Regions from separate parts of the Mus musculus genome. Here region 1 is linked to region 2. Evidence: chromatin loops called from intact Hi-C (ENCODE). Cell type or tissue: gastrocnemius. All regions are shown on one strand. Region 1 overlaps Slc16a10 (solute carrier family 16 (monocarboxylic acid transporters), member 10). Region 2 has its middle 35 kb from the start of Rpf2.

Evidence for each region. Peaks named below come from ENCODE experiments on the same cell type or tissue, not always from the same donor. Only the 100,000 strongest peaks of a DNase experiment are listed, where the experiment ranks them.
Region 1: a loop joins it to region 2, with 12 times the contacts of the local background. A loop is called at or near these places in 34 of 42 quality-filtered maps.

Annotation. Positions count from the first base shown.
Region 1 is chr10:40,050,985-40,055,984 of GRCm38, forward strand. The region is part of intron 4 of Slc16a10 (solute carrier family 16 (monocarboxylic acid transporters), member 10); the gene reads right to left. Among named protein-coding and RNA genes, the nearest start is that of Mfsd4b1, 28 kb to the left of the region's middle. In gastrocnemius, a CTCF peak has its summit at 2,486 (motif pointing right); DNase peaks (open chromatin) are centred at 2,666 and 3,027; H3K27ac peaks cover 2,271 bases.
Region 2 is chr10:40,209,815-40,214,814 of GRCm38, forward strand. No RefSeq gene overlaps it. Among named protein-coding and RNA genes, the nearest start is that of Rpf2, 35 kb to the right of the region's middle. In gastrocnemius, no CTCF peak of the experiment used is centred here; DNase peaks (open chromatin) are centred at 2,803 and 3,121.

The DNA.
Region 1 (5,000 bases), 160 kb before region 2:
GCCTACTGTAAGACTTATTAACTTGGAACTGAGAGATGGCTCAGTGGTTAAGAGCACTAGCTGCACTTCCAGAAGACCTGGGTTCTATTCCTGGGGCCCACATGGAAGTTCACAAACATCTGTAACTCCAGTTTCAGGGAATCTGATGCTCTCTCTGGCCTCTGCAGGCACCAGGCATGTTTGTGCTGCACAGGTATACATGCAGAGAAAATATACATACAGAATGAAAAAGGATAAGATTAATTTAATAAAATAAATTTGTATTCCTTTGAGGATTGAACTCCAAGGTTCTTCACACAGACAGCACTTCCTTGAGCACTTCAGAGCAATGCCTAGTTCCTTTTACCTTGTTTGTGTGTTTTTAAGTCTTTTGTTTTTAAGATTTATTTATTTATGTATATGAGTACACTGTCCACGTTGCTGTCTTCAGACACACCAGAAGAGTGCATCAGACCTCATCACAGATGGTTGTGAGACACCACATGGTTGCTGGGAGCTGAACTCAGGACCTCTGGAAGAGTAGTCAGTACTTTTAACCTCTAAGCCATCTCTCCATCCCCCTTTTACCTTATTTGTATTGAAGGAAAGTTCTCAGGAAGAAGTTGACTCCCCATCACCCCCCACCAGAAATGCCCAAGGCCAACTAACTTATTAGGACTTCAACAATGTTGGAGTTAGAATGTTACAAGTCCAGAGCCACTGTTAGCTCTTTTGTAGACATTTCCTGCCCTCCTCTATGTGTGAGCTAATATCTTTGTGACTGTCTTCAGTGTACCAATGCCACCGACCAAGTGGCTGTGAATGCCCTGAGATAGGGCGTGAGGCCTGGAGCTTCCATTTCCTCCCTTGGCTTTAATCTACCTGCCTGATGTTTCTAACACGTCTGAAAAGTGGCATGCTTTAAGAATGCTCCGCTGCGGTAAACACCTCACCAAACATCCCCACTTAGAAGCATGGAATTTGGACTAACCTAGTCTATGTTCTGGAACCACGGTCACTCATGTTTAGCTCCAGAATACATTACTCTTTTTGAGTTGAGAGCCGTGTTTTGCCTCGGCAGTAACTAAGGAGATAAGGGAGGAAAATGCTAGTTCCCTGTAGAGTTTATGTCCAAGCTGGTCAGAATGTAACTGCTGTGAGGAATAAATATTTGTCCTTTTTGTGCAGAGATTCCTGGTCACAGGAAGCACATGTCAAGGTTTGATAAATGGTCCACACAGGAGGATCAGTACTTCCTTATCATTTGCAAATAAATATCAAATATGCAGAACAAATATTGATCTGTCAATACCGGAACCTGGTTTGGAAGACAAATGAGTTTTTCATTACACAAGCTTTTTTTTTCTTCTCCTAAGCACAGCATTGTGGAGAGACAACACTGACCTATTCTCCTCAGACCCTGGGCTCCATGGGAAGCTAAGCTCCACCTGAGCGAGCATAAGCATCCTTCCAGGCAGATCCATCACTGATCTGACCAAGTCAGATTCAGTTGCTGCCCTTAACACCCTTACTTAACACAATGTTTCCAGACAGTCACAGCCTCTGGCCAGGAGGCTGCAAACCAAACCAGGCTGTGGCCACGGGAGAGGCGGCGAGGGCTGTTCATCCGGCACTGACTGACTGATGCTCCTGACGCTGAGGGCCGGCAGTGCTGTGGAGGTGCTTCCTATACAGGAGGAGAGTGAGGGAACATGGCTGACTTTCTGCACAGAACAGGCCACACAAAGCAGTGCCAGCCGAAATGAGACTGCAGGGCCTCTGATTCAGTCTGGGCAGAGTTAAGTACTTGGATTCTATCTAAACATTTGGTAAACTCCATACCCTCATGTAAAATGTTGGTGATAAGTAAATGAAAAACAGCTTAAGCAACACTGTCATTTTCAAAGGAAGAGAGAGTTTACACACGAAGCCGGACATGAACATGAGCCCTCCTACCCTCAGCCCATTCTGTACCCCACGCAGGATGAGCACAAGAGTCCAGGGCACTTGAGTCCACACATATGGACATGTTGTCCATATGAGGACTAGGAGTTTGACAAACACCTCAGTAGGCAGGAGAGGGACCATATGTAGGTAATAAAGGTGGCAAATTTCCAAGATGGCTGGCTTCTTCCTCACCTTCCAGACCGCAAGACAAGTTCAAGGCAGACCAGGACATGTTTGTGTGACAGTTGTGGGCCAATTAGCTACCAACCCTAAATTACTGAAAACTATACCAACATTCTCCAGTAAGGTAAAATCTCCAATCTTGGTTCTGAAGACATGGATAACTGCCCTTTCCCATCTTCCCACCTTCCTCCATTCCAGTCTCCTTTGCTAGGTCTAAAACCACCTAACTTTTCCCAGCTATGAGCTGTGCTAAGAACCCAGGGACCCTGTCTGTCCTGTTTGTGCCACTCTACCTGGGCTAATGTCTAAGAGCATAGGAAGTATTCAGAATTATTTTTACAAAATGAAAGCTGAAAGTCTTCAGTGCAACAGATGTCCAGAAGAGGGCATCTCGACATTAGAAAACAAACCTAACTGATCAGCAAAATGCTAGTTAAGTCTATCTACAATGAAGTATTATAAAGAGTGGAAAGACTGTCGTAAAATAAAGACTTCCATACTATTTGAGACAGAGTCTCAATCTGAAGGCCAGGCTGGCCTGGCATGGCTGGCAACCCTGCCCCATGAGTACTGGATCCAGGTGTGAGCTGCCTTGCCCAGGGTGTGTAGGGTTGGGGGTAGTATGTGCCACAGAGCACATGTGGAGACCAGGGACAACTTAGTCGAGTACTGCTCTTCCTTCTTCCTTTCCCTAAATTCTGGGCATCAGTCTCAGGCCATCAGGTTTGAGGCCCATAGCTGTACTCATGGAGCTGTTTCAAAACCCCTCCCTTTTGAGACAGGGTCTCTCTACATAGCCCTGGTTGTCCTAGAATTTACTACATAGACCAAGCCAGCCCTGAACTTGGAGATCTGCCTGCATCTGCCTCCCGAGTGCTGGAATTTGAGGCCTGCTTCACTGTGCCCAACTTGGCTCTACATTTAATAAGAGTACATAAATATGAACGAGGCCTGGATCTCACTCCCAGTACTGGTGGGAGGAGGCAGATGGCAGCCGCTGTCTCCACCTCCTTCTAGCTGTGTAACAGATGCTGGCCCATGACTGTCTGCTTGGACCCACAGCAAGGCAGACCCTGTTCCCAAGTGTTCATATCTGTAAGTGGAAGCAAAGAACTATGCCTTCCTTGAAGGGCCAGGCAAGGACTGGAGATGGTGCATGTGGAACACTCCGTTCATCATCTAGGTCATCACAGTGTTGCTAATGTAACTACTTAAACGTGTACAAGGCATTACTATAGCTGACTAAGGGAAGGTACTTTATCTGTAATGCACACCCGTGCCACGTATTTTCCTGCTCCCAGACTTCACCTTTTATGAGACTGCTCACACAACTTGTCATGATCAATCCTCCACTCCCTTTCTGGCTCTCCTTTTCCGTCCTTTGGATGTGGTTCCCTATATTCCCATTTACTCATCTGTGTGGCCACCGATGGCCTCTTACTCAGTCACTCCACTAGTTCCTGATATCCCTAGGAGCACTCTATTCCCAGATGTTTCTTACCAACCTGGTCCCTTCCTCGCAGTTCCCTGGCAGCCTGAATGCTCAAGTCCCACAGTGCTTCTACCCACCCACGAGCTCCAAGCTCAACTTGGCTGTTTTACAGGTACCATACACAAATGTGGCAAAGACAAACAGTCTGTCTTCCTTGGATTTACTGAGTTTCTAATTTCACAGGATGATGAAACCACCATTAGCCAAGCGACAGATCTCGGGTGTGGCCAGCGTAAGTGGCTCCATCGGGCACCTGCTCTCTGTACCTTTGATTTACTGCTTGATCCCAATGGCTTTCCCTTGTTTTTTTCCTATCTAGACCCCATCAGCAACTTCCAATTTACATCTGTGCAACATGTCACTGCCTCTAAATGCTGCTATAAACCCCACCCAGCTTATGTGTATTATTAGACCAACATTCGTATCTTAGTTTAGACCATTTTCACCACCCCTGAAAGAAACTATCAACTCCCCCAACCACCACCTATTTACCTTCTTAGTGATCTGCCTATTCTAGACATTTTAGATCAATGGAACCATTCAACATGTGGCCTTTTGTAACTGTCAACTCCTGCTGCTCCATTCTCCACTGCATTCTTTCCTTCCCAATTTCCATATTGATCTTCATAAAACACTGCTCATGTCAGTACCTGCCTTAAAACTCTACAGTGACTTGAGGTAGACTGACGAATAACATTCATCCCCTTTCATTTTTGTTTGTTTGGCTGTGTTTTTTGAAGTGGGGTCTTGCTGTGTAACCCCAGCTGGCTTGGAACTTGCTATGTAGAGCAGTCTGGCCTTGAACTTGTGTTGATCTTCTTGCCTATGCCCCACCCCCCACCCCCCACCCCACCCCCGCCCTGTCCCCGATGCTAGGGTTCTATGCAGCATTATGTGTGGAAGGTCATCAAGTTTCATGCCCATAAATGTCTTCTTAACCCGGCTTTACTCCAGCTATACCCTCTACTATTCTTCCTTTATGCCTTTCAAGCGCCCAGCTTCCCAGGCACACACATATACACATCTATGGACCCTGTGGTTTCCCTCCTTAGGACATTCTTTTCTTCTCTTCCTTATCTCCGTCTGTCTCCATCTAGTTACCTACTCACTTATAGAAAACCACTTTTCTGTGATGCTAGGGAACAAAGCAGGGCTGTGTGCGTGTAAGGTAAGCGCTATTACTAAGTTACATCCCAGCTCTTTAAGTAGCTCTCATGTCTTTATACTCTTTAGACCCTCACTAGTGATTCAGCTTTTTCCCAGGGAGTTGTTATCGCACTGAGCTGTAATACTGTACTATCATGTCCCCTAAGACCTTTGACTACTAACCAGGGATCACAGAATGTGCTGAGCTCTGCAACATCTAGCAAGCTGCAGAGTTCTGGTAAGAAAGACTCAA
Region 2 (5,000 bases):
AGATTCAATGCAATCCCCTTCAAAATTCCAACTCAATTCTTCAACGAATTAGAAAGGGCAATTTGCAAATTTATCTGGAATAACAAACAACCTAGGATAGTAAAAACTCTTCTCAATGATAAAAGAATCTCTGGTGGAATCACCTTGCCTGACCTAAAGCTGTACTACAGAGCAATTGTGATTAAAAACTACATGGTACTGCTATAGCGACAGACAGGTAGACGAATGGAATAGAATTGAAGACCCAGAAATGAACCCACATGTCGCTTCTGTCTCCGAACCAGCAGAAAAGAGCGACTACACAGGGTTCTTCTCAAAGCAGTTTATTCAGGAACCTTTTAACATGCAAGCAGGAATCTCTCCTAGCCCCCAATCGCAATCCCTTATACAACCCCTCAACCACGCCCCATCAGCCCAGTCCGCGTAATCTCAGTTCATTAGCCTTCGTCAAATGGCCTGATCTTTTGTCATGGTGCGCCTTCGCAGCTCTCACGATGGACGTGGATTATTTTCCGGTGTATGAGGAAGTCAGGTGCAAGTCATAAGACTTGGCTGCAGTCTCGAGCGCCATCTTGGGACTACCGCCACACCCGCTCCCTACACCCACACACCTATGGTCACTTGATCTTTGACAAGGGAGCTAAAACCATCCAGTGGAAAAAAGACAGCATTTTCAACAAATAGTGCTGGCAGAACTGGTGGTTATCATGTAGAAGAATGCGAATTGATCCATTCTTATCTCCTTGTACTAAGGTCAAGTCTAAGTGGATCAAGGAACTCCACATAAAACCAGAGACACTGAAACTTACAGAAGAGAAGTGGGGAAAAGCTTCGAAGATATGGGCACAGGGGAAAAATTTCTGAATAGAACAGCAAAGGCTTGTGCTGCAAGATCGAGAATTGACATTGGGACCTCATAAAATTGCACAGCTTCTGTAAGGCAAAAGACACTGTCTATAAGACAAAAAGGCCACCAACAGATTGGGAAAGGATCTTTACCTATCCTAAATCAGATAGGGGACTAATATCCAATATATATATAAAGAACTCAAGATGGGCTCCAGAAAACCAAATAACCCCATTAAAAAATAGGGCACAGAGCTAAACAAAGAATTCCCAACTGAGGAATATCGAATGGCTGAGAAGCACCTGAAAAAATGTTCAACATCCTTAATCATCAGGGAAATGCAAATCAAAACAATCCTGAGATTCCACCTCACACCAGTCAGAGTGGCTAAGATCAAAAATTCATATGACAGCAGATGCTGGCAAGGATGTGGAGAAAGGGGAACACTCCTCCATTGTTGGTGTGATTGCAAGCTTGTACAACCACTCTGGAGATCAGTCTGGCAGTTCCTCAGAAAATTGGACATAGTACTACTGGAGGATCCCACAATACCTCTCCTGGCCATATATCCAGAAGATGTTTCAACAGGTAATAAGAACACATGCTCCACTATGTTCATAGCAGCCTTATTTATAATAGCCAGAAGTTGGAAAGAACCCAGATTTCCCTCAACAGAGGAATGAATACAGAAAATGTGGTACATTTATACAATGGAGTACTACTCAGCTCTTAAAAACAATGAATTTATGAAATTCCAAGGCAAATGGATAGACCTGGAGGGCATCATCCTAAGTGAGGTAACCCAATCACAAAAGAACTCACATGAGATGTACTCACTGATTAGTGGATATTAATCCAGAAACTTAGAATACCCAAGATACAATTTGCAAAACACATGAAACTCAAAAAGAACAAAGACCAAAGTGTGGACACTTTGCCTCTTCTTAGAATTGGGAACAAAACACCCATAGAAGGAGTTACAGAGACAAAGTTTGGAGCTGAGACAAAAGGATGGATGATCCAGAGAGTGCCCCACCCGGGGATCCATCCCATAATCAGCCGCCAAACACAGACACTTTTGCATACACCAGCAAGATTTTGCTGAAAGGACCCTGATATCGCTGTCTCTTGTGAGGCTACGCCAGTGCCTGGCAAACACAGAAGTGGATGCTCACAGTCAGCTATTGGATGGAACACAGGGCCCCCAGTGGAGGAGCTAAGAAAGTACCTAAGGAGCTGAAGGGGTCTGCAACCCTATAGGTGGAACAACAATATGAACTAACCAGTACCCCCAGAGCTTGTGTCTCTAGCTGCATATGTAGTCGGCTATCATTGGGAAGAGAGGCCCCTTGGTGTTGCAAACTTTATATGCCTCAGTACAGGGGATCAGTACAGGGGAAACACCAGGACCAAGAAGTGGGAGTGGGAGTGGGTGGGGGGGTGGGGGGGTATAGGGGACTTTCAGGATAGCATTTGAAATGTAAATGAAGTAAATATCTAATAAAAAATTGGGAAAGAAAGACAGACAGACAGACTTATTTATTTTATGTATAAGAGTGCACTGTAGCTGTCTTTAGACACACCAGAAGAGGTCATCAGATCCCATTACAGATGGTTGTGAGTCACCATGTGATTGCTGGGAATTGAACTCAGGACCTCTGGAAGAGCAGTCAGTGGTCTTTAGCACTGAGCCATCTCTCTAGCCCTCCTTATGAACTTTTGAAGTCTTCATCTGTCACTCCATCTTGGAGTTCAACAGTTGAAGGGTTTTCTAAAAGTTTTCAAAAACTAGAAGCTACTCTTTATACGCTTGGATGGGAAGGTCATTTGGACTTGAGGGTTCTTGCCTTTCGTGTGGTTTAGGTTGGCGTTGAGCCTGTATTCAGTACCCATGGCCACCAGAGCCGTCACTTTCTGGGTACAGGGGACCTCTACTGGCCATACTTAGCTTTGCAGTCTGTGGGCTGGGCAAGTTTTTCTCTGTAGAGAAATACTCCAGTGTACACCCCCTGGTGGCTATTGTGGTAGCTGGAGGTGTCTCCCGAGGGCATTGTGGGTGTGGGATGTAAAGGCTGTACTGTGCTCTGTACTTGACTTCCATCTTTCAGACCACTTGTATGTTCACCACCCTGCTGGAGGGATGCAGCTGGGGTCCGCACAGACAGACAGACAGACAGACCTCTGGGCCTTCAGTTTCCAGGCTCTCCTCAGATAGTGGCTTCAGAGTTATCTACCAGCTGACCTCCTCCGGCTCAGGACGCTCAAGCTCCAGCTCCGGGTTGGTCTCAGCAGGTGAAGCCTGCTCAGTTACTGAGGGTGGGGGGCCCTTTTCCTGGAGCTTGACCGCCTGAGTTCAACCTCCTGCCACACCCACTTATCAACCAGTCCGAGCTCCAGCCCCTTCTGCCTGCTCCCTAGACAGGTTCTAGTCCCATAGCTGCGGCAGAATAAACTGGCTTTACTTGTTTCTTGTTCTCAGGCACACAAGGTAGCTCCGTTTCAAACAGTGGCTCTCTCTCCAGTCGGTACATTTCCCAATCCTTGTAAGCCATACAAAGTGATACAAAGGATGCTTCTCCGCTGCTGTTCTGTGCCTCTGTGTTTATTACAGTCTTCAGCTGGATATGAGGCTTTGTGAGGCTGTGCACTCGTCGTGAGGGTAGGGTAGCTAGTCTCTTAACCAGGGCCACCCGGCTTACGTTTCAGATGTAACCCATTTAGGGCTACGTACTGCGGGACTAAGACTTGCCTTCTTTTCCATACAGCATGCATCTTTTTCTCAGCTCTTTCAGGTATCCTATCAATACCTTCAAGGATTTCTGAAGCTTGCTCTCCCATCCTTTTAGATTTATTTATTTTTACTTCAAGTGAGTGAGCGTTTTGCCCGTGGGGAGCCAGAAAGGGCACCGGATCTCCAGGAACTAGAATTAGTTGTATGCTGGGCATTGAACCCCGGGGACTCTAGAAGACAGCCAGTGATCTTAACAATCAAGCCATCTTTCCAGTATCCACCTTAGTTTTGTTCGGTTTTGCTTTTTGTTTGTTTATTTATTTGTTTTGTTTTTAATTTTTCCAGACAGTCCTGGAACTGGCTCTGCAGACCAGGATGGCCTAGAACTCCGCTAATCCTTAGATCCTTCAAGTATCTGAAAATATGACCTCCCTGCCAGGTCTGGGTAACATACTCACCATTGCTAACTGTATCTTTCCCAAGCTTCCATGAGCTATATAGATAGTTTGGCAAAAACTCTGAGTTCTAGGCTTTTGCCTCCCAACGGATGTAATTAAAGGCACAATTCAACACAGCCCCGCTCATTTTTCCTTTTTTATTGTGGCTCATATTCAGTGGGTCTCACAGAGACACATTCCAGTCTGCCATCCTAGCTGGAAGCTTCTGTAACTTTAAATTTTATTATACATTATATATAAAATGTATATATTTATAAAATATTTATTTATAAATATATAAATTATAAAATATATAATATATGATATGTTTGAATTTATATTTATAAAACATTATATTTTAAATTTATGTCTATATAATATATGTATATTATATATATATTTATTTATATTTTAAAATTATAGTTCTAGCAACGATGAGACAATAAAAATTATTGTTCACTTTACTGATTATGGCTAGGAACCCTGGACCCTGACCAAACAGGCACATTTAAGAAAGTGTATTTGCTAAGCTATCTATAGCTCGTGAAGCTTGGAAACAATACAACTAACAATGGTGATTATGTTACCAAGACCTGGCAGGGAGGTCATATTTTCAGATACAACCAGACTACTTGAAGGAAGTAAGGTTTGGCTTTACAATGCTAAGAATCGACCTTTGAGAGGATCAAAAGCAGTTTTTAGTTACCCTGAACCAAAACCCTAGCAGCCAGTCCAGAAAACAGCTTAGAAAGTCCCGTACCTGGATGTGTGAGAGCCAAAGGCCTTTTTGGAAACTCTTGGAATGCAGTCACCATGGAGACAAAGGAGGCTAGCACACTATGTGAGGACTACCCTGGTTGAGCACACAGTAAGACCTGTCTCTAATAGGTGAGGACACACATCAACCTAGGACAAGAGAAAGCAAGGAGACCCAGAGCAGGAATAGAAACACTATTTTTTGGAAAGTGTATCTACTTGGTTAACA